Linked DNA regions of Homo sapiens: region 2 is linked to region 1. The links are chromatin loops, found by intact Hi-C in ENCODE. Cell type or tissue: dorsolateral prefrontal cortex. All regions are shown on one strand. Links, peaks and the distances in the headings refer to the core of each region. The heading gives the core; the rest is flanking DNA. Region 1 overlaps CUX1 (cut like homeobox 1). Region 2 overlaps CUX1 (cut like homeobox 1).

Region 1 (14,808 bases), core at 1-8,000:
AGGCCAGGCACTGAGCTGAGGCTCCACACATGTGCTATCTACACACACACGTACTGTCACAGCTCCCCCCCCACACACACACACCTGCTGTCACAGGGAACAGCAGGGAACTCCGCCTCCTGCACACCCAGCACACTCCGGCCACAGCCCCCGACTCCCACCACTGTTCTGGTCTTATGTGGTTTCAACATTTCCAGCAGGAGGGCTGGGCGCGGTGGCTCATGCCTGTAATCCCAGCACTTTGGGAGGCCGAGGTGGGCGGATCACCTGAGGTCAGGAGTTCGAGACCAGCCTGGCCAACATAGTGAAATCTACTAAAAATACAAAAATTAGCTGGGTGTGGTGGTGGCATGTGCCTGTAATCCCAGCTACTTGGGAGGCTGAAGCAGGAGAATCACTTGAACCCAGGAGGCGGAGGTTGCAGTGAGCCGAGATTGTGACACTGCACTCCAACCTGAGCGATTGGGTGGTCCTCCAACCTGAGGGCAAGACTCTGTCTCAAAAAATAAAAAAAAAGTTACCAGCAGGAAGCTCTGGCTGCTGGCACAAGTGAAGTGGGTCTCGTCTTGGACTTTCCGCGTGGGCGCCCCACAGATTTCCAGGTTGGTCCTTGGATGAGAAAGTGCATAGGGCTGGCGGGGCAGGAGCCTGCAGCCAGCTCCCCTCTCCCCACCTCCCCAGGACCGCATGCTGCAGTGAGACCCTCGTTACTACAGCCAAAGATGAGGAAGTGGGCACCACCCTCCACCCACTGGCAGTGGCGGGGTCAGGGCCAAGCAGGTGGTGACCTTCCATCATCTGCCTCCCCTTCCTGGTGGGTTCTAGCCCCTTTCTCCATGAAGACAGAGTCTAAAAATGTGTCCTGAGAAGAAATGCCCCAAGTGGCAGGTACCTACCAGGCTGCCGCCTCCCCAAGCCTCTTCCATTTATTGGGATCAGAAGGAGATAAAAACGCCAAGTTTAAGGCCAGGTGTCTTTGAGTAACTAATGTGGAATTCGACACAAGGCACGATGGAGGGATAGGGCTCAGTGCAGTACAAGCGGCATTTATCAGCAGAGCATAAGGAACGGACAGGGTGACCGAAGGGGGACACGCTCCTCCTCCACTGTCACTAGGAGTTGGGGACTTCTGAGGAACACCCAGGAAGCCAGGCCTCTTAGGAACCTCATTCTCTGGCTGAATACACTCGTGTATTTATTGTCCGTGGCCTCTGAAGGATGGCCTTGCCCCTCTAAGATTTTCTGGGTTTTTTTGTTTCTTTGTTTGTTTTTAACCACAAAACGTTTTCTTTTTTCTTTTTACCTTTTATAACAGAGATGAGTCTTGTTATGTTGCCCAGGCTGGTCTTGAACTCCTGACCTCAAGTGATTGCTTGCCTCAGCCTTCCAAAGTGTTGAAATTATAGGCGTGAGCCACTGCGCCCAGCCAAACCTCTAAGATTTTCTATGGAAACCCTCAGACATATGGTCACCGAGGAAAGGGCAGTGACAATACAGAACGGTGGGTGACCACTAGCTACAGGAACGGCACTAAGAGGAGCTAGCACGATGGATGTGGCGGGGCTTGGGCTGGGGAAACTGAGTCAAGGACAAGCGCTCAGGAAACCGGAGTTCCAGGAAAGTCTGCTCTGAAGCCGCTGGAGGCAACAGAAGAAGGACGTTCTGTCCCCAGCTCTTTTTTTCCTCCTGTTTTTACTCATGGCAAGGCTGACATGGAGAATAGGGCCCCCCACTCCCCAACACTGGCAGAGAAGGCAGAAACCCCCAAGCACCAGTGACTCCCACCTGCATTTTTGGTCTCGTGAAACATGGAGTACCCACATTTAGGGGCAGCCGAGGCAAGCAGCGGGTGTGAGATTTGAACCCTTAGCTGGCTCTGTGGCCAAAGGCTGCCTTCTTTCTACTCTGCTACCAAGCTTTCTCCTAAAATATTTATTCTGAAGACAGAAGGTTATTAATTTGTTTTCCATAATGATTCATGCCAGCAGTCCCTTGACTAGCAAGCCTCTTTTGAAACATTTTAAATGAGTCCGCTTTTAAAAATGCAATTCACATATAATTTCCCAGCAATATTATGTAAGTAAGAGAGGGGCATCTCTCCTAGAAAGGAGCTTTGCCTCCAGGCATGTTCCTATGTCTTATATGGAGGAGCCAAGAGCTACGATACGGAGAAGATTCCCCAAGCCCGGAAGCCGGGCCGAAGCTGTGGGCTGCTGCGACCCCTTCCCATACAAGGGGAAGATGTAAGAGAGGCTGGGGTCCGAGCCCGCGGGATGAGCGCCATGGGGACCAAACTGGCAGATGTCACCCGGAAAGCCATTCCCGCGACTGCTCATCTGCCTGCAACACGCTTGGATGTTTTTTTTTTTTTCTTAGTAAGCCCCTGATAGGGTTGAAGGGAAGGAAGAAGGGGCCAGGAAACGAGCAGAAAAACGCCACCCCAGCAACTCAACACTGTCCCCCGATTGCACACTCACGAGAGAAAAAACAGGAGTATATAAAAAGCACATTTCCATTGCCCTTTACGGCATATTTCAAGAAACAGAGAGGCATTTAAAAGGCCTAGCAGGCGAAATGTCTGTTTTACAAGAAGCGTTAGGCGCACTGCTATGCCCAGATGCGTGCAGCCTTCAGACACTCCGCCTGCACCAGCAACAGGGAAGCAGGCCCCGCGGACCTTCCACCCCACAGGATCCCTTATGGACTTTGGTGGCTTGCTAACTGACATGGGACAGGGTCTGGGATGAGCTCGAGGGTCTGAGACACCCACACACCTGCCCACGTGTTCTTACAGACCAAGCTTGTCCAGTATCTGCACCTGGAATTGGCTCTGACTTTCATATTTCCAGACAACCTATCAATTTCCACATCCCCACAGCCTGCAGGATGGCATGCGTTCTGCTGGAAATGGGGCTGAAGACATCTGGGGAAAGAAACGGGTTGTTTGCCGGCCGTGCGTTCATCTGATGAAAATGAAACGCTCACGGAGCGTCGCCTGAACATGCACCAGCATTCTAAGATCCCTTCAAAGCGAACACGATGGTCACGCGCCTCACCTCTGGAGTGTTCTTCTTGAACTCCCGGCTCTGTTCGATAAGCCGCTTTCTGGACTGCTCACTTTCATCCTGCCGGTTCGCCAATACCGTTGCGGTGGCATCGAGTTCTCTCTGTTGGGGAAACAGGAAAGGAAAAGTGAGATTGTAATTGCACTGTGTACTAGAGGAGGGTCCTATTTGCATTTGACCAGAACACTGGGGGAGAGACCCCAGTGGCTCTAAGGAACATCAACTCATTGGCAGAGGAGGGGCTGGAGGGTGGCGGGAAGGCAGAGAAATGAACATTATCCCCCCATCCCACGTCCGTCCCATGTGAAGTGGTTGAGAAAACCAAGCTCGTTCAACATCATGGGTCGTGCCTCAATGTGCACGCCATAAATGACTCTGTTCCCATAACAGAATACACAGAAACATCTTTCTTGCTCCAGCCACAACTATCAGGCTAATGCCCAAAGCACCCGCCTCCCCAAGTTGCTCCACGCCTCTTCTTCCCAAGGGTTCCTTCCAGCCAGCCACTCTCCTGAGCTCTAGTCCTTCTGCTGATCTATCCCCTCCTCGGGGCATTCCGTGTGGCCGTCCTTCAATGCTGTGGGCCTGGGATCTCTGAGAGTAATACTTGGTTTGTATTCATTCAACAAATGTTTATGGTGAGCTCACTCTAGGCCAAGCATCATGTTCGAGACCATTAACCTATGATTAGTTTTCAAGAGGGACCTTTAAAAGGTAAATTCCAAGAATAATTATTTCCAACCACTTTTCAGAAATGAGGCACCATTGGCAGTTATTCTCAAATCACATTACTTGCGCGGGAACGCTGAGGACCACCAGGAGTGGGTTCCCCATGAGGGACCCGCTAGGGGGCTGAGGACTCTGGGCTCTGCTCCCCGCAACAAACCGATAATCAACGCGCCAGAGAACCTGTGCCCTGGCCTCAGAAATTCTGGGAAGAGCTGCCAAGAGGATCTGTTTCCAACAAGCCTGCAGCAGATGGCCCCAGAATGGTGTTCCAGGCTGACAGCAGGCGCCCAAGGACACACTGCTGTCGCCACCAAAAGGCCTGTTTTCCTGCCGAGTCGCTTTGGCAACTAAAGACACACAGCGGCCCGTTCTGCTGGGATCCAAGGTGGCTGCTCTAGCTGGCTTCTCACGGTTGGGACCATCACCCTGAGTCCAAGCAGAGCTGAACGGCGAGAAAAATCAAAGCTGAAGATTTATCCCCACGCCTCCAAGAAGCACACTAGAGCCTCTCCTTCTCCACCCCCCACCACCCAGCTCACCAAGTCCCACAGGCTTTCCTCCTTGGCGGAAGTTAACCAGCAAACCTACACGTTACAAGTTCTTGCTGGGAAATGCTTCCTTGGTACTACTACGGGGTGGGCCATGCCGGATGGGATGAAATCATGCTGTCAACTTACAAATCATGGACAGGCCGGGCGAGGTGGCTCACGCCTGTAATCCCAGCACTTTGGGAGGCCGAGGTGGGTGGATCACCCGAGGTCAGGAGTTTGAGACCAGCCTGGCCAACATGGAGAAACCCTGTCTGTACTAAAAATACAAAAATTAGCCAGGCATGGTGGTGGGCTCCTGTAATCCCAGCTACTCAGGAGGCTGAGGCAAGAGAATCGCTTGAACCGGGGAGGCAGAGGTTGCAGTGAGCCGAGATCACGCCACTGCACTCCAGCCTGGGCATGAGTGAGGTGTCCCAAGGGAAAAAAGAAAGAAAGAAGAAAGGAAGGAAGGAAGGAAGAAGGGAAGGAAGGAAGGAAGGAGGGAAGGACGGAGGGAGGGAAGGACGGAGGGAGGGAGGGAAAGAGGGAGGGAGGGAGGGAAAGAGGGAGGGAGGGAGGGAGGGAGGGAAGGAAGGAAGGAAGGAAGAAGGAAGGAATCGTAGACACTTTAAAAAGCAGGGGAGGAAAGAAAAAAAAACAACAACGACAATAAAACAACAAACCAGGCAATGAGGGGAAGATACCACCACACCACACTCTTCTCCCCTTAGTATTTCTGGCATTCAGGCACATCTTGGGCAAACAAGTCCTAAGGAATAACGTGGGCTAGAATTCAAGAACAGATGTCAAAGCTATTGCAGAAAAAAGGGAAACACTGAACATTTTGATAGACCACATTTGAAACACATCCCAGTTAAGGGAAGGCAGGGAAAAAAAAAAAAGAGCAACCGAAACCAATGTGGTGGAACGGGGGATACAGATAAGAGAGGAGCAGTCACAGCGAAGCAGAAGGCTCTTCAAAAATATAAACAATCTGGAGGGAGGAGGGCTTTGACATCTATATTTAAGCAGCAGCAGCCGAAGTTATAAAAGGAGCCTTCGAAAGAAGGCGGGGAAGAAAGCCAATATTGAAATATGACAAAAAAGAAAAAAAAAGAGTTGATGTTTCGTTCCAATCGCACACAGACGCAGAAAACTTAGGAGAAAAACAAAAAGAACATGACTGCTTTTGGCCGGGGGTCCCTACTTCCCCCACTGCATGGAAGCCTAGCAGGGTGGGGGTGCTGGGGGCGGTTACCCAATCGGTGGGCATCTACCGATGTCTTTGAGTTGGCAGGCGCTGGAGGTATGAAGGTGGGGTCCCAGCCCCGACCCCCAACTTCTCATCTAGTGGGTCAAGTGTGGGAAACGCTGGGGAAGATGCCAGATGAGCCGGGGGTCTGTGGGCCCCCTCCGTCCCCCTCGGTCCCCACCTGCCCCTCCCTGGGCTGATCTGTCAGAGAGCCTGCCTGGTGGAGGAGGAAACTGAAACAGGTGGCCCGGTGCAAGGTGAACCCACCTTGATCCCGGGGCTGCAGAGCCAGTGCGCCTGCGGCAACTTGCTGCTGGCAGTCGGGGACTCAACGGGGGTCTGCGGCCCTCCCTTCCCCGTGCCCGCAGACATATGCAGGTCGGCATGGGAAACCCACGGGGGTCTCCAAATTTAACACCGAGCCGCCACCCGCCACCACAGAAACAGATTGGCACAGCGAGGAGGAGAGACTGAGCTGCCGCCGCCCCAGATTGGGTTGATCAGATTTAAGGCTTGAAATCTTTGACCAGGTCCCTTGGAGAAAATTTTTTTAAAAAACAACACACACACACATAAAAACCAGTACCACCAAATCCTTTCTGAAGGACGCTAAGGCGTTCTCGGGCTGTGGGAGGAGACAGCGATTAAACATAAGCCAAATACTGTTTTATTATCTACCAAGCCTGCCTATCCTCAAAGCGTCAACTACAATGACACATTAACAAGGGAATGAAATGCATCTTGGGGAGGTGGAGGTGGGGGTCCCAAATGCAGAGGCCTCGGCCCATGAGTCACGGGTCACGTGTGAGAAGGCGTATGGAGAGTCGTCACATCTGAAAGGCATTAAAAAGTCACAAAGAGCAAAAAACCTGGACCCAACCTCCTCCATGCCCAGCAATACCCTGTCGGTTTAGCCCCTCACAGATTTTCCTGTAATGTAAAAAAACACGGTGTATTGTAAGGGATATGATAATCATCAGATACATCCAAGCCAAAAAGCAAACCGCAACACAATGTTTAAAAGAATATCCATCCATATGCTCGCATAGGCTGTGATTATCTCCAGAGGGATACAGAAGAAACTTGTGACCGTGCCTGGCTCTCTCCAGAGGGGCCGGTGGGGAGAGGGACTTACTCCATAGTGTGTATCTTTGGACTGTCTTGCCATTTGGATGCATTATCTAGCTGGAAGAACTGCACTAACTATTAATTTTTACAATCCTGCTAAATGTGAACGAGTGCGTACACAAATGGTAATGCATAGTGTGGGACACGTGAGCCTCTGCGTTACGGTCTGTGTGTCCACCTGCAGGGGCAGAGGCCTGGAATCCAGAGCCTCGTGGGTCTGGTGATGCAAGAAGTGAGGCGAGTTATGTCCTTTGTCAAAACAACAGCTGTTTCTTGCACAATATGCTGCCCACTGGCCAGTCTCAGGGCGTATGGAGATAGAGGAGGAGGAGGGAGGGGGGAGGGGGAGGAAGAGGGGAGGGGGAAGAGGGGTTGGTGGTGGCGGTGGCCACTGCTGGTCACAGAAAACACCACCAAACCAAGCCAGAACTCTCCCGAGGAAGACAGAGGAGGGTATCCGCTCAGAACTATCTAGAACTCCTCTCCAGCTAGAAACACCTGCGGGCCCCTGGTCCCAGGTCCCAGGTCATGGGAAGCTGGCAGGCTAGCAGCAAACTGATGGGCTCAGAACCTGGCACTTCCAACGAGGCTGAGACAGAAACTTTACTGAGAAAATGTCTGGCAAGGAGAGGCACCAGAACGCAGAAAATGTGTTTTTATCTTTCTAAGAGATCACAGGATGACTGATGTCAGGAGGCAATGAGGACCCACATGGGTCAGGTTTCAGTCCCACCCAGCCGGCCCCTTGGCAGCCGTGTGGCCCGGTCCACCTTACACCCCCAGCACTCGCTGGACGGCAACTATTCCTCTCTCAAGTCAATGGGCCGAGCTGACCAAGAGCTTCCCAGGTGTAGACTCAGCAAGTGGGTGTCACCAACAGGAGCCCCACCCTTGCACAGAAGAGCTTCAGAGGTCAAGGCCAAGGCTCAGGTCATCCACTGGCGGGCCAAGGTCAACGCCAAGGCTCAGGTCATCCACTGGCGGGCCAAGGTCAACGCCAAGGCTCAGGTCATCCACTGGAGGGCCAAGGTCAAGGCCAAGGCTCAGGTCGTCCACAGCAGAACCAAGGCCAAGGCCACGGCTCAGGTCATCCACTGGAGGGCCAAGGCCAATTGCCAAGGCTCAGGTTGTCTACTGCAGGACCAAGGCCAAGACCAAGGCTCAGGTCATCCACGGCAGGGCCAAGGCCAAGGCCAAGGCCAAGGTTCAGGTCATCCACTGGAGGGCCAAGGCCAAGGCCAGGGCTCAGGTCGTCCACCGCAGGACCAAGGCCAAGACCAAGGCTCAGGTCATCCACGGCAGGACCAAGGCCAAGGCCAAGGCTCAGGCCATCCACTGGAGGGCCAAAGCCAAGGCTCAGATCATCCACCACAGGGCTGAGACCAAGGCCAAGGCCCAGGCCCAGGCCCAGGCAGTCCACTGCAGGGGCAGGCCAAGCCTATCACCAAGTCGGCCTGGCTGCTGCTGTCTCAGCTCAGAAACCAAGGCCTACGTGCACACAGGCATCCCTCATCCCGTGACGCTGGTGTACAGCTGGGGTGCTGTGGATAGCTGGAATCCTGTTTTCCTCACTGATTACAATTTCTGGGATGTTTTTTCTCCAATTCTGACAGCTCCTCAAAGGGCAAAGCTCCTAACATTTTAAGTTTCTCTCTGCCCCCAACTCCAGACTTTCTGCCAGGCATTTCAGATGTTATTAAAAACAAAATTAAAAAACTACCATGTAACCAGCTGTCTGCTTAACAGAAATAGTGGGAAAATTTTTTTCCCAAATAAGTATTTAAATAACACCAGAGATCCATTTGGATTTGCCCATCTTTTTTTTTTTTTTTTGAGACAGTCTTGCTCGGTCGCCCAGGCTGGGGTGCGCTGGTGTGATCTCGGCTCACTGGTTAACCTTCACCTCCAGGGTTCAAGACCCAGCCTCCTGAGAAGCTGGGATTACAGGCATGAGCCACTATGCCCAGCTAATTTTTATGTTTTTAGTAGAGAGGGGGTTTCGCCTTGTTGGCCAGACTAGTCTTGAACTCCTGGCCTCAAGCGATCTGCCCGCCTTGGCCTGCCAAAGTGCGGAATTACAGGCATAAGCCACCATGCCTGGCTTGGATTTGTTCACCTTTAAAGTGTATGTGGGCCGGGAACAGTGGATGATGCCTGTAATTCTAGCACTTTGGGAGGTCTAGGCAGGCAGATCGCTTGAGCCCAGGAGTTTGAGACCAGCCTGCCAACATGGCAAAACCCCATCTCTACAAAAAATACAAAAATTAGCTGGACACGGTGGTGGGTGCCTGTGGTTCCAGCTACTTGGGGGGCTAAGGCGGGAGGATCGTTTGAGCCCAGGAGGTCAAGGCTGCAGTGAGTCATAATCAAGCCACTGTGCTCCAGCCTGGGTGACAGAGGGAGACCCTGTCTCAAAAAGTATAATTGTCAGGAGTTCGAAACCAGCTTGGCCATCATGGTGAAACCCCATCTCTACTAAAAATACAAAAAATTAGCTGGGCATGGTGGTGTGCATCTGTAATCCCAGCTACTTGAGAGGCTGAGGCAGGAGAATCGCTTGAACTCGGGAGGCGGAGGTTGCAGTGAGCTGAGATGGTGCCACCGCACTTCAGCCTGGGCAGCAGAGCGAGACTCTGTCTCAAAAAAAAAAGTGTAATTGTCAGTTGTTTGTTTTAAAGTGGGGGTATGGGAGGCATCCCCACCATTTCCCACTGAGATTTCCAGCAAGTGCTCTCTGCAGATGCACAGGGCCAGGCTCCCACAGGGTGGGTCCTTCTAGGCCTGCAAAGGATGCCTCCTGCCCCCAGAACCTCTGGGCTGGTGGGAAAAACATACTTGGGCTGGCCACATCAGCAACACAAGTATTCTTGTTTTATTATCTCAAACTTTAATCCAAAGAGTGAGTTCATCTGATGTTTCTTGGGGGATTATCTGTCAAACTAATCAAACAGCACATCCTATATAGAAATCTTAAATGGTTTTGCTAGTGAAAAAAATAGATCACTTGTACAAAAAGGGAAAGGTCGGCCATGGTTCCTGCACAGGAAGGTCCTAAGACCATTTTATTTTTTGTTTCATTTCCAACAACAGAATCATTTCGATGAATGGAGGGTTCTCTGGCTAGAAAGGGGTGGTGGGCCTAAGCCCCACCCACCAGCCTCTTTCCATCACTTCTCCAAGTCCCCTACTGAAAACATCCCAAGACGCTTCAAACAGTGGTGTCTAAACTGGAGTCCTGGCCTCAAGCAATTTTCCCACCTCGGCCTCCCAAACCTGAACTGGACTCCTGGCCTCAAGAGATCCTCCCGCCTCGGCCTCCCAAACCTGAACTGGACTCCTGGCCTCAAGAGATCCTCCCGCCTCGGCCTCCCAAACCTGAACTGGACTCCTGGCCTCAAGAGATCCTCCCGCCTCGGCCTCCCAAACCTGAACTGGACTCCTGGCCTCAAGCGATCCTCCCGCCTCAGCCTACCAAACCTAAACTGGACTCCTGGGCTCAAGCGATCCTCTTGTCTCGGCCTCCCAAACCTGACTGGACTCCTGGCCTCAAGTGATCCTCCCACCTCAGCCTCCCTAAGTGCTGGGATTACAGCCTGGATTTGCTCATCTTTAAAGTGTATGTGGGCTGGGTGTGGTAGCTCACACCTGGACTCCAGGCCGCATCCCCATTGTAACCTGTGTGGCTGTGGTCAAATGACTTCCTTTCTCTGGACATAATCAAGATGATGCATTTCAAGTTTGTGGCACAGTAAACGCTACATCACAGTTCATTTTGTGTACTCTCACAGACACATGCTTGACCTCAGACCCGAATTCATTCTGCCACCAGCATCCCCCACCAGGCCAGGGGCTCCAGGGATGGTTCAAGTAAATCATAAGTCAACCCTGACTGCCAGGTGCAACAAGGCCGACAGGACCAGACCATGGGACAAAAACAGAGGTGGGGGGCTTAGAAAAGGGAGAAATTGAGGCCAGGCATGGTGGCTCACACCTGTAATCCCAGCACTTTGGAAGGCTGAGGTGGGTGGATCACCTGAGGTCAGGAGTTCAAAACCAGCCTGGCCAACACAGTGAAACTCTGTCTCTATTCAAAAACAAACAAACAAACAAACAAACAAACAAACAAAAAACAGGCTGGGCGCAGTGGTTCACGCCCGTAATCCCAGCACTTTGGGAGGCCGAGGCGAGCAAATCACCTGAGGTCAGGAGTTCCAGACCAGCCTGGCCAATATGGCGAAACCCTGTCTCTACTAAAAATACAAAAATCAGCCAGGCATGGTGGTGCATGCGGGAAAGTGCCATCCTGTGAGCCTGTGCTCAGTAATGGAAGTGTAAAAACACCTCCCCAGAATATGTCCATCAACAGCAATCAATCTAGTCACTGCAAATACACAGATACACATAGATGCATAGAATCTGCTTCTACCTACACAAGGTTCTGTAGAAGGTTCTACAAACATAAGATACTGGTAGTATCCATACCAGGGAGGGAAATTAAGGGGCTGGGCACTCACTTGGGGGTGGGAAAGTCTTTCATATCTACACTTGGGTACCTTTGGTATTTTAAGCACGTAAATGTAATGCCTACTCCTAAAAGTAAACGATGGTTTTTTTTTTCTTTAATAGATGGAAGTCTTGCTATGTTGTCCTGGCTGGTCTCGAATTCCTGGGCTCAGGCGATCCTCCCACCTCAGCCTCCTCAAAGTGCTGGGGTTACAGGGGTAAGCCACTGAGTCTGGCTAAACATTGATATTTTAAAATCTTATTTTTTCCCCTCCAGTAATGAGACCTAGGCTTTGAAGGGCTGACAAGGTCTTAGGACATCTCATTTGCAGAAAGTTCATTTGTTCTCTTCGTGGGCTCCATTTAAAGGAGAACCTTGTAGATTCCTAAAGTTAAAGTTCATGTTTTTGCTTATTTCATAAGTTTGTGGCCAGTGGGTGACTCACACCTGTAATCCCAGAACTTTGGGAGGCTGGAGCAGGTGGATCACCTGAGGTCAGAAGTTCGAAACCAGCCAGGCCAACATGGTGAAACCCTGTCTCTACTAAAAATACAAAAATTAGCCGGGTGTGGTGACGTACACCTGTAATCCCAGCTATTCGGGAGGCTGAGACATGAGAATCGCTTGAACCCTGGGGGCGGAGGTTGCAATGAGCCGAGATTGTGCCATTGCACTCCAGCCTGGGAAACAGAGTGAGACTCTGGTCTCAAAAAATAAAAAATAAAAATAAAAATAAATAAAATCTCATTTCTTCCCCTCTAGTAAGGAGACCTAGGCTTTGAAGGGCTGACAAAGTCCTAGGAAACCTCATTTCCAGAAAAGTGCTCCTGCGTAACGCTGCAGAAAATTCATTTTGTTCTCTTCATGGACTCCATTTAAAGGAGAATCTTGCAGAATTCCCAAAGTGAACGTTCATGTTTTCACTTATTTCATAAGTTTGAGAACCAGGTCTAACCTCATATTTCCCAAATGTTCTCAGACACTTAATCCTTCCCCATCACTTTCCCACTGACAGGCTTTGATTCACTACTGTGTCATAAAAAATCCTGAATGATGGCCACAGTGTTCTGGTACGTGATGTCAGACACGTGGGCCAGAGGGGGCATCTCGAACCAGGAAGCCAGGGTTTCCACAGAGTGAGACTGACCTCCAAAAGGGGTCCGGGAGTGGGGGGCAGCAGATGAGTGGCAAAGATGGGACAGTGGGAGGGAGAGACCCATGGAACCACCACCACCCACACTGCCCACCCACCTAAGCAGTGAGCTCCCACCCACTCCACCACCCCATACAGGCCTAGGCTCGCAATGAGGAAAAGGAGACAAAAAGCATAGTTGAAAGCAGGAAAGCTGGAGATACGGCAGCTGCTAGGAGTCAGCCTGATGCAGAGAAGGAGGCACCCTTCCTAGTCCTCAAGGGCATGCAGTGGGGGCCTAGAAAGATGACCAGGACACAGTCCTCCAGGACACGGGGCGCGCCCTGCCAAAGCCCGCCGTGAGCTTGGCGTTCCCTGCTCAAATGCCTTCTGTGGCTTCCTGGGGGCCATCGATAAGACCACCCAGGGCTCCCCAGAACCCTGACCTGGCATGCTGACGTTCCCCTAGTGTCCCCAGAGAACAGGGTCCCCTCCTTTCCCCTCGGACCTCGCCACAGGCTGTTCCTTCTGCTTGGAAACCTTTCCTTTCTCTCTTCCAAAAAATGTTCTGATGCCACTTCCCCAGCTCCCTCCCTGCTCCTCCTGCCTCACCTCATAAGAGATGGGAACCTGTGTGCCCAGCTCAGTGAGTGGCTGCGTGGCAGCTCCCCTAGTCTGGGCACAGGGTTGGTGCCGTCTCCCCATGGGCTGTGAACTCCAGCAAGGACTGTGTTTTGCTCACTATGAATTTCCCAGAACTTTGCAGGGTCCTGGGGACATCACAGGCATGTAGTCAGCGCTAGTAAATTAAAGAATAGCTGGCCACAGTGGCTCACACCTGTAATCCCAACACTTTGGAAGGCCGAGGTGGGGGGATCACTTGAGCCCAGTACTTTGAGACCAGCTTGGGCCACATAGTAACACCCTGTCTCTCCAGAAAAAAAAAAAAAAGTTAGCTGGGCATGGTGGCGCACACCTGTAGTCCCAGCTATTTGGGAGGCTGAGGTGGGAGGATCACTTCAGGCCAGAAGTTCGAGCCCAGCCTGGGCGACAGAGCAAGACCCTGTCTCATTAAAAAAATAAAAAGAAAGAAAGAAAATACTGGGCACGTGGAGAAGCAAGCGCTTGCCCAAAGACTGATTTTCTGGTTATCTGGCGGGTTAATAAGAAACACTGCGTGTTCAGGAATCTCTACACAGGGCAGCTGGCAATGCCTTCCCATCTTGGAGATTAGGGCCGAATGAACAGAAGGAAACCTCTTGGCCAGATCTCACGGCGTATGGTGGCTGTGTTTATTTATGGTGTGGTTTTCTCACCACGAGGGTGGATCTTGGTCCCCAGTACCCTGAAGAAGAGAGGATGTTCCGGGTCTAGGAGAGGAAAGAGGTGTCTACAGCATGGTGTGGAGGGAAGGGTACTGAATTTCTGATCCAAGGGACCAGCGTGAACACGGATTCCCACTGCCTGTCGGGTGAACAGAATCTGGAGTCTGTAAGATGGGCGCAACGCCACCTCCTCTGCTGTTTCCCACAACGCATACAGGGATGCAGAGCGGTCTGCTGTGGCTGTCGCTCCAGCTCCCTTGGCCCCACAGATGAGGGCAGAGAGGCAGCAATGAGTCCCAAATTGGGAGAAGAATGAGCATGCTTGGAAAACAGCTTTGTGCACCTAAACTCCTAAAATCATAGTGCTTTTCCTGGGTAGGTCACATTTTCCACCAAAATCAGAGGGCAGGAAAAGACCTGGTTCACTTCCAGTTGCCATAGTTTATACGAGACAATGTCTGGCTACTACAAAACGAGGGAGAGAGGTTCTGAGCCCCCCACCCAGAGACACAGCCTTGGGTAGGTCACCTGGCTCTCACCCTCCCCAGCTGAGTGATCCAGGCAAGTGATTTAATGTAAAATGGGGACACCCTCTGATACATACTTCATAGAGCTGCTATGAGGATTAAGTCACATAAAACGCCCAGTGCAATGAGCGTGGATGTCAGTTTCTCTTCCTCTTGCTATTCAATCTGACTCCACCTCGTATAAAGATTACGTGCCCATGTTCCTTTAATTCTCAAAATGGGGCCAGGCGCAGTGGCTCACGCCTGTAATCCCAGCACTTTGGGAGGGCAAGGCAGGGGGATCACCTGAGGTCAGGACTTTGAGACCAGCCTGGCCAACATGGTGAAACCCCATCTCTACTAAAAATACAAAAATTAGCTGGGTGTGGTGGTGGGCGCCTGCAATCTCAGCTACTTGGGAGGCTGAGGCAGGAGAATCGCTTGAACCCGGGAGGCAGAGGTTGCAGTGAGCCAAGATCACACCACTACACTCCAGCCTGGGCAACAGAGTGAGACTCTGTCTGAAAAAAAAAAAAAAAAAATTCTCAAAATGTTATTATACATTTGATATGTATCAGTATTTCTTGATTCTGAGAGATCATTTGATATTAACTCCCAATCACGGAAATTCAAGTGA
Region 2 (15,340 bases), core at 4,944-12,943, 56 kb before region 1:
CAAAATGAAGATTTTTATTGTTTTAATTGGAAACAGGGTCTCCCTCTGTCGCCCAGGCTGGACTGCAGTGACACAATCACAGCTGACTGCAGCCTCGACCTCTCGGGTGGAGCAATCCTCCCACCTCAGCTTCCCCAGTAGCTGGGACCACAGGTGCATGCCACCATGCTCAGCTACTTTTTAAACATTTTTTTTGGAGAAACAGGGTCTTGCTATGTTGCCCAGGCTGGTCTCGAACTCCTGGGCTCAAGCAATCCTCCCACTTTGGCCTCCCAAAGTGCTGGGATTCCAGGTGTGAGCCCCCACACCCAGCCTGAAGGTTCTTCTTCTGTAAGATCCTGAGTAGTGGCATCACTGCCCTGGGGACCCTCTGTTGAGAATAATATTCATCACAACCTCCCTGGCCCAGAATGACACTGCAGGGCACTGCTCCCTAAGCCCGGTGCTGGCTGGGAGCCCTTCCAGAAACAGCTCAAGGGTAGGGCCCCGCTCTCCGCACTCTGTCACCCAGCCCTGGGCCTGTACTCATACTCACAGCGCTGGAAACAAAGTTCCTGAATAACAGACGAAGAAATAAAACACCCAGCCGGACACGGTGGCTCACGCCTGTAATCCCAGCACTTTGGGAGGCCAAGGCGGGTGGATCACCTAAGGTCAGGAGTTCGTGACCAGCCTGGCCTGTTAACATGGTAAAACCCTATCTCTATTAAAAATACAAAAATTAGCTGGGCATGGTGGTGGGCACCTGTAGTGCCAGCTACTCGGGAGGCTGAGGCATGAGAATTGCTTGAACTCAGGAGGTGGAGGTTGCAGTGAACCGACATTGTGCTACTACACTCCAGCCTGGATGACAGAGCAAGACTCCGTCTCAAAAAAAAAAGAAAAAAGAAAGAAAACACCTGAGCCCTGCCAAGGGGGAGCTGTCTTCCCCAAACCAACAAACCTCCTAAAGATAGCTGGGAGCCCATCCTACCAGCTCTGATTTGGGGCTGGTTTGTGAGTTACTGTTAGGAGTAAGTCCCTAGAAGTGATAAAAGATAAATCAACCCAACGTTTGATTTATAAGATATATCAGACTGATAACTAGTGACAATGTTAATCTAATTACAATTCAAAAATCTCATCACATCCATTTTCCATGCTATTTCATTAACTTGGGCTTTTGCCAACAATTCAACATTTTAAGCGTGACCGAATTCACGCTTCATTCCTTCGGTGTGGGTGATGACCTGCTCCAGGGTGAGGGTCTCAGAGCCCCTCTTCCACCCAGTGGCCCATATGCCGGCCCTAGGGAGCCCTTTTTCTAGCCCACAATCCTTTCCCAGCATCACAGTCTAGAGCACCTCCATCTCCTGGTACTCACCTCCTGGAAGGTTTTCTGAGTGGTCAACATGTTCCCGAGAGCCTACATCTGCACTGCTTGCCCAGGATTTCTGCTTCTTGCTCATTAAATGGACACTCTTGGCTTTAAAGGTAGGGCAGGCACCAGGCGGTTAACACCAGGCAGCGCCCCTCTGGCCCCAGTAATTTGTGACCACTGGTCATTATGCTTCCCACATAGAATCCAGCCAGCCCATCAACAGATGTTTACTGTGCACCTATGATACCCCGGGCTCTGTGCCTGGGGCTGGACGTACGCCGTGAAGTGGCCTGAAAGTGCTCTCATGGGAATGGCATTCTAGGAGGGAAAGGTAGACAGAGATGGAAATGACACACCAGGCAATGTGTGACAGGAAGAGCACAAGTAGCTGGAATTCCGGGTGAGCCAGGTGGAAGAAAGTGGAAGAAGCCACGGGGCGCAGAGGAGGAGGACAGAGGCTAGGCAGGTTCAAGGGTGAAGACCGGGGCTAGAGGGGCCGTGGCCCAGCCAGTGAGGGCGACGTGGGGTCACAGAATGTGGAAGGTTGGATGGAAAGACATCAGAGGGTCTAGCAGGGAGACGGAAAGATCTGAACTGCATTCGTTAGAAATAAAACTGAGGCCGCTGGGGAAAGAGAATGGACAGAAGGCAGCCAAGAACGGAAGTGGTGGTGGGGTGGCCATGACAGTGGCTTGGGCCAAGGTGACAGCGTGTAGCTGGGAGCCCAGGTGTATCCAGGAGGAAGGACGGGCTTGCTGGTGGACCAGGCATGTCGGGGGAGAGGAGGGGGAGCCCCAGGGCACACCTAGGTTTTAGCCTGAGCAGCCCCTGGGTGGTGACGCCATTTCCCGAGGTGACAGGGGGACTGGGATTGGTGGTGCAGGCGGTGTGTGTGGGAGGGGTCAACAGTTCTCTTTTGAAGCCATGTGAAGCCGGAGATGTCTTTCCAAGTAGAGATGTTGAATATTCAGTTGAATATTTGGGTTAATATAAATATAGACGCCATCCTTCTGTGGATGGTATTTTAAGCCACGAGAGTCGATGGGATCCCCTGAGGACAGGGTCTTGTAGATATCAAAGGGCAGGTCCCCGAGACTTATGTGCCCTCTAACCTCAGGTGCAGGGCGCGAGTGGGGACCCAGCAGAGTGATGGGCAAGGTGGGCCGAACCAGGAGAGCCTGTATCTCAGACAGGGGTCAGGGAAAAAAAAAACGTTTTAAGAAGGGGAAAGTGGTCTGCTCTCAAGAGCTCAGTCACATCTCATGCTTTACTTTTCAATAATTTTCACACATTCTGCTGACCCCCCATATATAACCATGCTTAAAAAGCAAGATTGCAGCTTGAAATTCCTAGTTCTTGGCTCCTGGAAGGAGGAATCTTTTTTATTTATTTATTATTATTATTTTTTGAGCAGAGTCTCACTCTGTCACCCAGGCTAGAGTGCAGTGGTGCAATCTCGACTCACTGCAGCCTCTGCCTCCTGGGTTCAAGCGATTCTCTCAAAGGAGAATCTTTTTATGTTATTTATTTATTTTGAGCCACGGTTTCACTCTGTTGCCCAGGCTGGAGTACAGTGGCACGATCATAGCTAACCTGCAGCCTCGATCTCTTGGGCTCAAACCATTCTCTTGCATCACCCTCCCAAATAGCTGGGACTACAGGTGTGCACCATCATGCCTGGCTAAAGTTTTGATTTTTTGGTAGAGATGGGGTCTTGCTACACTGTCCAGGCTGGGGAATCCTTTTATTTAAAAATAATGGTATTTCTTCAAAGAATAGCTTCAGCTTGGACCAAACCAATTTTCCAAGACTGAACAGAGACAAGGAGGAGTGGCAGCCAATGTAGGGAATATCTGGAGCTGGAAAAAGAGCAATGTTTTAAGTAAGGGCTGGAAGGAAGTTCCTTGTGGGTTGATACATCTTCGGGAGTGGAGAGATAAAAGCGGAAATGGAAATCAGGAAGGGTGCTGGGTGCAGTGGCTCACGCCTGTAATCCTAGCACTTTGGGAGGCCGAGGCGGGAGGATCACCTGAGGTCAGGAGTTCAAGACCAGCCTGGCCAACATGGTGAAGCCCCATCTCTACTAAATATACAAAAATTAGCCGGGTGTGGTGGTACACACCTGTAATCCCAGCTACTTGGGAGGCTGAGGCAGGAGAACTGCTTGAACCTGGGAGGTGGAGATTGCAGCAAGCTGAAATCATGCCACGACACTCCAGCCTGGGTAACAAGAACGAAACTACATCTCCAAAAAAAAAAAAAAAAAAAAAAAAAAAATCAGAAAGGGAAAAGACTATTCAAATTCTAGTTACAATATCAACTAAATGGAATAAAGTCAAATTTAAATCTCGGGAAGTTGGAGCTACTTTTGTTTCCCCTGAACTGTGACAGAGCAGGACAATTGTTCAAAGAGGCACATGGAGTTTTCACACCTCCAGTATAATGAGACGCACTGGATCCACCGATGTAAATTTAGAGTTTTTCAATATGTGCAATTATGCCACCATCCAAAATGCCAAAATGCTGCCACATTCACACTCGTCATCAGATCTTTAATGGCTGCCCAAAAAAGTTATGAGAAAGAGGAGAGTGGCTGATGGGAGAAACAGTCAATTACAGCTCTCTGGAAAGCCCTCAGGCTGCCACCTCTACAAGTTTTGGCTTTTAGGGGAAGTTCATTTCAAACTCCTGCCCCCGTCTGGGTTTTTCAATCAAAAATTCCTTATGCATATTTTTGGTTCACATTTCCCATCGCTCAAAAATGATTTTTAAAATTTTCTTTTATTCAGAATATTTAAAGGAATATTGCATTGGGAAAATGAGCTATCTGCCTGGGGGAAAAAACAGATCCCTTACACTACAATACCCTACACACAAAACTGTTGTCGATTCAAAAACCAAGTGAAACACTAGAAATCTACAATTACTATAAGAGAGTACAGAAATATAGTTTATGTTTACAAAATGAATGGTAGATTTGGGAAAAATTTCTACAACATGTAAGAGAGAAATAATTAATTCATACTGTGGTTTTTTGTTTGTTTTAGAGATGGGGTCTCTCTCTGTGCCCAGGTTGGAGTGCAGTGGTGTGATCTCGGCTCACTGCAATCTTCACCTCCCAGGTTCAAGTGATTCTCCCTGCCTCAGCCTCCCAAGTAGCTGGGATTACAGGCATCCATCACAACGCCTGGCTAATTTTAGTAGAGACGGGGTTTCACCATGTTGGCCAGGCTGGTCTGGAACTCCTGACCTCAGGTGATCCACCCACCTTGGCCTCCCAAAGTGCTGGGGTTACAGGCGTGAGCAGCTGTGCCCGGCCTTAATTCATGCTCTTTAAAAGTGAGTAAGATGACGACGAGGTAAAAGACCAACCAAAATAAACAAAGGATGTCAAAAGGTAATTTACACAGGAGATACCACTGGCTAACAAACACACGGAAAGACAGCCAACCTCACTGTTGATGGACGAGTTTTGAGTTTAAGGCAATATATATTTTTTGACCAGTGGAAAATTTATCACAATGCCATTATCCAGGGTTAGTGAGGTTTGGAGGAAGAGAACACTCCCATGCCTCACTGGTGAGGAGTGACAACTGAAACAGGCATTTTCTTTTTTCTTTTAGAGACGGGGTCTCGTTCTGTCACCCAGGTTGGAGTACATGACACAATCATAGCTCACTGCAGCCTCGAACTCCTGGGCTCAAGTGATCCTCCCACCTCAGCTTCCTGAGTAGCTGGGACTACAAGCACATGCCACCATGCCTAGCTGATTAAAAAAAAAAAAATTCATTTTTTGTAGAGATAAGGAGGTCTCACTATGTTGCCCAGGCTGGTCTCAAGCTCCTCCTGCCTTAGCCTCCCAAAGTGCTGAGATTACAGGCGTGAGCCTTTTCTTTTCTCTCTCTCTCTCTCTTTTTTTTTCCTTTTGAGACAGAGTCTTGCTCTGTTGCCCAGGCTGGAGTACAGTGGCACAATCGCGACTCACTGCAACCTCCATCTCTCGGGTTCAAGGGATTCTCCTGCCTCAGCCTCCTGAGCAGCTGAGATTACAGGCACCTCCCATCACGCCCGGCTAAGTTTTGTATTTTTAGTGGGGACGATGAGGTTTTGCCATGTTGGCCAGGCTGGTCTCGAACCCCTGACCTCAGTTGATCCACCCACCTCGGCCTCCCAAAGTGCTGGGATTAGAGGTATGAGCCACCACACCTGGCTGGTGTGGGCCATTTCTGATGCCAAATTGGCAAAGAACATGGACATCTTTCTGACCCAGCAAATCCCATTCCCAGACCTCCCTCTGCCCACATGCCATGACAGCCTCCTTCCCAAAAACACTCCTGAGATGCCTTCCTCGCTCTTGTCTTTTCCATGTGTTTATTATACATACAACGCACAAATAATTCCTACTATAAAATTTAAGAAAATAGAGATGACTAAGGAATGAATGAAAGCCCCTCACGCCAAGCTGCCCGCCCCCTTCCTCAGCTGATATCACCCCTGGCTGCGCTCTTCTCTGTGATACAAAAGGCACTTTTGGAGTGAATGATACTCTCTCCAGCTGAAAAGGCCAACCTGTAATATATCTACATCTATATTTAGATTATAGAATTAGATCCCAATTTAGCTGACTTTCATCTCATAGCCTGTGATGTTTCCCAGCGCTGCCTGAATTAGATTTCCTACTAGTTAGAATTTCCTGTAAGCTAGGATTAAAAGCTCTCGTTTCCTAGTTTCTCCTTTCTATCTTAATCATTATACAGCACTTCACATTTCATAAGAACTTTTGAAAATATTAACAGGTTATTTCGCTTCCTGATAATCTATGAAAGACACAGAGAGGATAAAACTAGAGTGTGTGGTTAAGATGAGAGTGTGCCACAGTAAGACTCCAGGATGGGGACATTTTCGGCTCTGTGGCCTCAGTCATGGTCAAGTCATTTGTTCTTTTTGGGTCTGATTCTTAATTTTTAAAATGAGAATTTGATACTTGGGAGGCTGAGGTGAGAGCATTACTTGAGCCCAGGGAGGTGGACGTTGCAGTGAGATTGTGCCACCGCACTCCAGCCTGGGTGACAGAGCCAGATTCTATCTCAAAAAAAAAAAAAAGAATCTGGGCCGGGCGCAGTGGTTCACGCCTGTAATCCTAACACTTTGGGAGGCTGAGGCGAGTGGATCACGAGGTCAGGAGTTCCAGACCAGCCTGGCCAACATAGTGAAACCCCGTCTCTACTAAAAATACAAAAAATTAGCCAGGCATGGTGGCGGACACCTGTAATCCCAGCTACTCGGGAGGCTGAGGTAGGAGAATCTCTTGAACCTGGGAGGTGGAGGTTGCCGTGAGCTGAGATCATGACACTGCACTCCAGCCCAGGCGACAGTGTGAGACTCCGTCTCAAAAAAAAAAAAAAAAGAAAAAGAAAAAGAAAAAGAATCTGGGGCAAGGTGGACAGTATAGAAAGTGCCTGTCCCATATGTTCTAATTGGGACATGTCACTTTCTTTCCCTCTTCTTTCAAAATTCACTCCAATTCAGGGGTCCAGGTGGGGGCTATTAAGGGTGCTGGTGGCATTTTCCATCTGGGTGCAGGGGACACGGGTGCATTCATTTGGCGCAAATTAATTGAATGCACGCAGTATGAAGTGTACATTTTTCTATATGCATAACTTTCCCTGTATGCATGACTTCAATTTAAATGGTCAAACCAAAAAGGTAAAACTTGCTCCCTCCAGTCTCCAATTCCCCTGTCAGCAGACTGTCCTGGCGTTGCACTGGCTTGCTGCGGAGGGCTGGGGGGCAGTGGTGGAAATGAGCCTCTCATTAAAAACACGTGCCTTCTGGGAGCCGTGATGAACGTGAGTGTGAGATGAGTCCAGCTGCGGTCAGAGCCATGGGATGTGGGTCACTGTGACCCAGTGGGTCACAGGTGCTGAGCAAGGAAGGGCTGGGAGGCTCAAGCAAAATCTACAAGAAAAATCTAAAGGGGCCCAGCCTCTGCCAGGAAAAGCAGGCCTGGCTCTGCTGAAACCCCAATCACGCTCTGATGGATACCGGTACCTGGGCAAGGATACCGTGGATGGACTTGATTCTTCTCTCCTGAAATGTACGAGAAGGTGCATGCGGGGATTTCGGCTGCCTGAAAAGCAACCCTCTAAAACCCGAGTGTCATTTTTAGAATCAAAAAGGAAGGAAGGCAGTGGCTGGCTGCACTGGTCAGTAACGAGATCTGGAGCTTTTCGCCTTAAGGTCACTGTTTAAAACTCTGCCCTGGGTCAGTGGTAACAGAAAGTCACGACTCCCTCACAGGCATCAGGGTGCAACTTTGAATGCCAAGAAGGGCTGTGTCTGTTGGTTACCACGCGGCGAGCTCCCGGGACACCTCCTGACACCTACTGACAGTGTCTCTTTCTCTAGGAGTGGCCTCTCTTCCCACCCACCATGGCGGCCTGGCCTGGAGGAGGAGGCATTGGGGCCGGAGTCCTTCCCCGACAGGGAGTCTCTCTCCACCTTGGCGGCTGAACTCCAGCACACGAATACACAGGAGGTGGTGAGGGCGCGTGAATACAGCAGAAAGGGCCACCAGCAGAGACAAAAAGGAGGAGCAAAGGGCAGATGTGTCCAGTGGTCAGGGCCCTCCCCAGGTCCTCCGTGCTCCTGGCCCTCTTCAAGGCTGTTTTCGATGCGGGATCCATGACACGCTTCTCTCTCCAACAGATCCCCGCAACCTAGCCAGGTCAGATGCCGTCCGAGGAGGCAAGAAAATTCTGATCGATCTCTTTGTCCCCGAACGGTATGTGTCTAAAAAGACTAAACCAACCAGATTTAAAAGAGGGACAGAGTTCATTCTCTGGTTCTAATGACCAGTACTTTACAAGCTACATTTACTCTGTATCTGAACTCAAAACATCAGTTGATCTGGCCCGGGCACGGTGGCTCACGCCTGTAATCCCAGCACTTTGGGAGGCGGAGGCAGGCGGATCACGATGTCAGGAGATCGAGACCATCCTGGCTAACACGGTGAAACCCCGTCTCTACTAAAAATACAAAAAATTAGCTGGGCGTGGTGGCAGGCGCCTGTAGTCCCAGCGTCTTGGGAGGCTGAGGCAGGAGAATGGCGTGAACCCGGGAGGCGGAGCTTGCAGTGAGCCAAGATAGCGCCACTGCAGTCCCACCTGGGCGAAAGAGCGAGACTCTGTCTCAAAATAAATAAATAAATAAAAATAAATCAGTATCTGAAATCACCCAACTCACAAATCCAGACAGAAGTTCCTCTACCTATAGAAAGAGGTGTATCCACTCCTAAAAATGGGCCTGTAATTCTCTTGTCTTCTTTTAGACCAATGTAATGCTGCTTCTATTAAGCTGTAAGATACCTGCCAGTGGCACTTGGTTGCCAGCAACTTGTAACCGGCAATGAAACCAAGTGACTTCTTTTTACGAGGATCTTTAGGGAGAATTTTTTTTGCCAACACCAGAGGAGCTGTGCTTTCCCTCAACACATGCTTTGTTTTGAGCTTGTGGACAGCGTAAGTCACATGACTTATCTGGTTGCCCTTTTTGCATTGGTTGCTGGGAAGCTCACAATCAAGTCTGTATCTCATCTTTACAAAGTACACAGGGCCTGGGGAACTTTGGATAGTTGTCTAATTCTGGTTCTAACTGCCTTTTCCTCTCACTTTATTTACAATTTATTTTTACAATAGAGATTGGGTCTCCCTATGTTGCCCAGGCTGACCTTGAACTCCTGGGCTCCAGTGATCCTCCTGCCTTGGTCTCCCAAAGTGCTGGGATTACAGGTGTGAGCCACCATGCCCAGCCTCCTCTCACTTTCTTTCCTCTTCGTTCCCACTCACTCCCAGTCTCATGCCTTGCTTGTCATACTGTGCTAACTGTAACTTTGCAAGCCATTGGAAATCATTCTTGGAAGTGAGCAGAACACAACCAGCCAGGAGGGCAGGAATGGCATAGTGTCAAGGGCATGGCTGTAGGGTCACACCGACCCAGACTCAATATGAGCTCAACCCTTGCTGGCAGCGCCATACTGGGCAGGCCAGTGACCTCTCTGAGCCTCAGTCTCCCCAGATGGAAAATGGGGAAAGTATCTTTTTCAGGACTGTTGTCAGGATTAAATTAGTAGATACATGTGAACGTGCTCAGCTCAGTGCCTTGTTCAAAGCAGGTGCCTAAGATAAGTCACTTCCCTTTCCTTCTGCTGCAGGCAAAACTGGCAGAGATCCCACCCAAAGTCCCCAGACAACCAGGATGCCTCTACACTCCAAGGAGGTCAGTTGATCCCAGGGTCAGTTCTGATTAGAAATGGGAAGGTTCAGCCGGGTGCAGGGGCTCACGCCTGTAATCCTAGCACTTTGGGAGGCTGAGGCAGGTGGGTCAGCTGAGGTCAGGAGTTCAAGGCCAGCCTGCCCCAAATGGTAAAACCCTGTCTCTACTAAAAAGACAAAAATCAGCCGGGTATGGTCGTACGCGCCTGTAATCCCAGCTACTCGAGGGGCTGAGGCAGGAGCAATGCCTGAACCTGGGAGGCCAAGGTTGCAGTGAGCCAAGATCGTACCACTGCACTCCAGCCTGGGCGACTGAATGGGACTCCTTTTCAAAAAAGAAAGAAAGAAAAGAAAGACATGGGAAGGTCTGGGATACTCAGCAGAGGCGTGGGGAGGTCATGTCCCACTCCTCGAGCTCAGGTTCTGCAATCCTGGGGTGTGTGCAAACCTCGGTGGGGTTTGGCCAGCCCCACATGAAGCCTGTATCAGACAGTTTGTCCTTTAGGAACTGCAGGTGGGAACAGCCCCCTCCAACGCACCCCCGGGCCAAGCTAAGGAAGGGTCAGGCGGCTCTGTCTCTAAAGCACCTGGGATGGAAGGACTCAAAGTCAAGGCCAGCCGTTTCTCTATGAAAGGTCTGTTGTGAATTTCCTACCGCAGGCTTCCTGGCCACCCATCACTCAGTGCCATTCTGGGCCACTCTCTGCAACTGTCAGTCAACGTTTGCTAAGAGAATAAAGCCTAATTTGAATTTTAACAAGCACAGCAATTAGAAAGGCCGATCTGCCACAGAGAGCATCTTATCACACATTTGAAACCCAAATACAAATATTTCAGATTATGCCCTGGGAGGGAATATCCATTTTCATTTATGACATGTAAACTACAAGAGTAACTTTTTTTTTTTTTTTTTTTTTTTTTTGGTGCTAACTCCGGCAAGAAGACAAGGATGGTTTCAGAATTGAAAAAGGAAGGAGAAAGGGGACCGTGGAATCCTGATACGCGTTGGGGCAAGAGTCAAGGGCAGAGAAAGTTACTTAATTATTACTGCAGATCAGGCGCCTCTTTTTTCAAGGTACATCTTCATTTCAATGGATACATTTAAGCAGGTTCCAGAAGTATACACTGCACACATTTTCAACTAAAGATAGAAACTATGCTTAAAAAGCTAATTTGGTATTTTTAGGAGTTTGGGTTTCTTTGATCTGGCCAAAAGAGGCTTAAAATTCAGCTTCAAACTATTTTGGTCTCTGCTTCACAACTCTGAAATAACTGCTACATCTTAAGTTCCCTTCGACCGCTAAAAAGTGTGGGATTCTATCAACCTGCACGCTGGAAAGGCTGAAAGTGCAGGGCTGACTTCACATCAGAATCTTCTCTTTCATGAGGATCCTGGCTTTGTCAAAGGAGGTGAATTTCAAAATGTATGATTTGGTCACTTTTGTTTGTGACAGGGTCAGACCTTCCTAATCCAAATTCAAGGTTTTTCTCTTTACAGTACAGGAAAATCTGGGTGCCTGCTTTTTTTTTTTTTTTTTTTTTTTTGCTGTTTTTTGTTTGTTTGTTTTTTGAGACAGGGTCTTGCTCTGTCACCCAGGATGGAGTGCAGTGGCACGATCTTGGCTCAATGCATCCTGGAACTCCCAGGCTCAAGCAATCCTCCCACCTCAGCCTCCTGGGTAGCTGAAAGTACAGGTGTGCGCCACCACGCTCAGCTAATTTTTTGCATTTTTTTTTTTTGTAGAGATGAGGTTTCACCATGTTGCCCAGGCTGGTCTCAAACTCCTGGCCTCAAGTGATCCTCCTGCTTTGGCCTCCCAAAGTGCTGGGGTTACAAGTGTGAGCCACTGCACCCATCCTAGGTGCCTGTTTGTTTAACTCTCAGTACAGGGAGGTTAATGACAGCAATCAGCTCATGGCGTTTCCAGTAACAGATCAGTATCTCTGTTACTCTCACCACTAGCCCACAGCTGGCCTGACCAGACCCTTTACCAATGTGGAGAGAGGAGTTCAGGGAGCCCCGTGTCCTGCCCAAGGCCACAGAGCTGATCAGCTGCTGAGCCGGGGTCACCTTGCAGAGTCATACCTCCACAGCACAGTCCTCTCCCTACCAACTCTCCCCTGTCTCCCACCCAGGCAGCAGGGATATCCTGGAGAAGGCTGAAGAATTCTAGGCTCTTCAGGCCGGGCATGGTGGCTCATGCCTATAATCCCAGCACTTTGGGAGGCCAAAATAGGTGGATCACTTGAGGCCAGGAGTTTGAGACCAGCCTGGCCAACGTGGGAAAATTCTGTCTCTACTAAAAATACAAAAATTAGCCAGGCACGGTGGTACGCGCCTGTAACCCCAGCTACTCAGGAGGCTAAGGCAGGAGAATCACTTGAACCTGGGAGACGGAGGCTGCGGTGAGCCAAGATCGCGCCACTGCACTCCAGCCTGGGCAACAGGGCGAGACCACGTCTCAAAAATAATAATTCTAGACTCTTCTGATGCCCCTACCCCATGTGGCTTGGGACTCCCAGACACTTTAACAAAAGCAGCAGCAAGTCTGCAGAGGGTTGTCCAGGGGACCCACCTGGACCCCAGACTCAACCTCTTGACTCTTGTATTTCAACATACTTTTGATATAGGAACTCCCTCCCACCCCACAATTAACTTTTATGTGAAGATTTTTTAAAAGACAAACGATACAACCCTAGTACCAGGTGCAGTGGTTCATGCCTGTAATCCTGGCATTTTGGGAGGCCAAGGTGGGAATATCACTTGAGCCTCGGAATTGGAGACCAGCCTGGGCAATGCAGGGAGACCTCCTCTGTACAAAAATTTTAACAAATATCCAGTTGTGGTGGTGTGTACCTATAGTCCCAGCTACTTGGGAGGCTGAGGCAGGGGGAGCTGCTTGAACCCAGGAGGTTGAGGCTGCAGGCAGCTACGATCACACTACTGCATTCCAGCCCGGGCAACACAGGGAGACCCTGTCTCAAAAAAACAAAGAAAAATCCCCAAACCAAAAACCCTAGAGCATTATGATTCCCCCAAGTAACAGCACCTGTGAACAGCATCACTACAAGGACCTTACAGACGTCCTGGCCCCACTACCTCATTTTACAGATGAGGACACAGACATGGGGAGAGGAAATTACTTGTCTAGGATAAATTCTGATTATATGTTTCTGGGGACCTTTTACATATCTTTTTAGAAAGTGTGGTGCACACAACATCCCTTCCTATAGTGCAGACCATTTCAAGAATGTGGTTTAATTAAACGATTCTGCTAACAGAATGTGTGTTTGCAGTTTTTCACCATTGACGCATACATGCCCGGGCTCAGCAAGATGAGTTTATTTCTTTAAAGCAGTTGCAGGCCATTATTTGCGAAAGAATTTGCATTCAATGAACATCACACAGACAAGAAGCTTTTAAAGGCTTCTGAAACCTGCAGTTTTGAATCTTTCCCACTGGAGAAGGAATCCAAATTGTCCGCGGCTACCAGATCTAGCGCGGTGTTTCGGAAGCTGTGAAGGCTTTATTAGTCTTTGAAAAAGACACTTGGCTAAGTCACAAGTGTGGCAAATGGAAAAAGATTTCTGGCCGGGCGCGGTGGCTCACGCCTGTAATCCCAGCACTTTGGGAGGCTGAGGCGGGTGGATAGCCTGAGGTCAGGAGTTCAAGACCAGCCTGGCCAACATGGTGAAACCCCATCTCTACTAAAAATACAAAAATTACCTGGGCATAAGTGGAGGGCACCTGTAATCCCAGCTACTCAGGAGGCTGAGGCAAGAGAATCATTCAAACCCGGGAGGTGGAGGTTGCAGTAAGCCGAGATTGCGCCACTAAACTCCAGCCTGGGCAACAGAGTGAGACTCCATCTCACCAAAATAAAATAAAATAAAATAAAATAAAAAAATTCCAAATGATCCCTCTGCAAAGGAACCAAGTTATGGGGCTGGGATGGATCTGTCAAATCCCTCTTGGATGGGGGTGTCCTGGAGCTAGGCCGGCTTGTTGCAGAAGCCCCCTGCTTGTTCTATCCAGACCACTTGAGAGCTTCCCTGGCAGGTCCGCTCGGCCCAGAGGATCCCCTAGGCTGTGCACCTGATCAGAAGGGAAGTCCCACGTGTATTTTGGTGAATATAGGGAGATACAGACCGTGGGTAACGACCCTCAAGAAGCACACACCTCTGATGTTCCCTGCAGGTGGCCCTCACCTGTCGGGGCACCTGGCCCCCTGCCATGCTCTTTCTATCCTTCCCTCCACATGACCATGGGACATCCGCCACCTAGGACATTCCCACCCATCTAAAGCTCCAGCAGCCTGCAATCACCAGGCCTTCCCACTTTCCCAGAAAAATCAGAGCTGGGGTTTTGTGCAAAATACCACCTTACTACGAAAATCTCAAAGACAAGCCCACATCAAGCAAACAGTAACACCAGTCCCCATGTGCCCATCATGCGCTTTCAATGAGTATCAACTCTCGGCCAGGCTTGTTTCATTTACTGTATTAATTGTTGCAAATCTCAGATATCAAGTCATTTGATCCAGAAATATCTCAGTGTGAATTCTCTAAAAGATAAGGATCCTTTAAAAAAAAAAAAAAAAGACAGTCAAAACACTATAATCCGGGGCCTGGGTGACATGCTGAAACACCACCTCTACAAAAAATACAAAAATTAGCCAGGCATGGTGACGCGCACCTGTAGTCCCAGCTACTTGGGAGGTTGGGGCAAGAGGATCAGCTGAGCCCGGGGAGGTTGAGGCTGCAGTGAGCCCTGATGGTGCCACTGCACTCCAGCCTGGGCAACAGAGTGAGACCCTGTCCCAAAACAAAACAAAACAAACACTATTATCACTTCACAAATAATAGCAATAACGCCTCAATATCATAAAATATCCAGAAACCCACTGTTCTAATTTCTCCAGTTGTTTCAGAAACACGTTTTCTGCTGGCTTGTTTCCAACTGTAATCTAAATGAGGTCCACACATTGCCTTTAGCTATCTCTTCAACCTCTTTCAATCTCCAAGTCATCTTTTTTTTTTTTTTTTTTTTTTTTTTGAGATGGAGTCACACACTGTTGCCCAGGCTGGACTGCAGTGGTGCGATCTCGGCTCACTGCAAGCTCTGCCTCCCGGGTTCACGCCATTCTCCTGCCTCAGCCTCCCGAGTAGCTGGGACTACAGGCGCCTGCCACCACGCCCCGCTAATTTTTTTTGTATTTTTAGTAGAGACAGGGTTTCACTGTGTTAGCCAGGATGGTCTCGATCTCCTGACCTCGTGATCCGCCCACCTCGGCCTCCCAAAGTGCTGGGATTACAGGCGTGAGCCACCGCGCCTGGCCAAGTCATCATTTTTTAACGCTGGCAACAAAGTCCATTTTTCTGGAGCAGTACCGCAGTCAACCCCACTGCAGGACAGGGCCAGGCCATATGCCCTGCTGACCCTGCCCTTCCCCCACCACCATGCCCTGACTGGGAACCAAGGATGGTGGAAGGAGAACAGGTCTGGGAGGGAGACGTCATGGGCACAAAGGCCAGCTCGACCTGGGAACCTCTTTGTGGCTTGTGAGTTTCGTCTGTGATACCCACTGCTTTGCACTAGGGAGGAACAAAGGAAGGAAGCCCCCTCCCCGCCGCACAGTGCCTCGCCCACACCAAGGACCTGATCAACGTCAGCTGGATTCATTAGATTATAGTCACAAACTGCAAA

Evidence for each region. Peaks named below come from ENCODE experiments on the same cell type or tissue, not always from the same donor. Only the 100,000 strongest peaks of a DNase experiment are listed, where the experiment ranks them.
Region 2: a loop joins it to region 1, with 6 times the contacts of the local background. A loop is called at or near these places in 1 of 110 quality-filtered maps.

Annotation. Positions count from the first base shown.
Region 1 is chr7:101,904,474-101,919,281 of GRCh38, reverse strand. CUX1 (cut like homeobox 1) reads right to left here. Exons shown (of 24, transcript NM_181552.4): 2 at 3,057-3,167. Among named protein-coding and RNA genes, the nearest start is that of CUX1, 94 kb to the right of the region's middle. In dorsolateral prefrontal cortex, for the core only: no CTCF peak of the experiment used is centred there; a DNase peak (open chromatin) is centred at 4,091; H3K4me3 peaks cover 661 bases; H3K27ac peaks cover 1,575 bases.
Region 2 is chr7:101,965,198-101,980,537 of GRCh38, reverse strand. All of the region lies in intron 2 of CUX1 (cut like homeobox 1), which reads right to left. Among named protein-coding and RNA genes, the nearest start is that of CUX1, 160 kb to the right of the region's middle. RefSeq lists an enhancer at 1,304-1,945. In dorsolateral prefrontal cortex, for the core only: no CTCF peak of the experiment used is centred there; no DNase peak of the experiment used is centred there.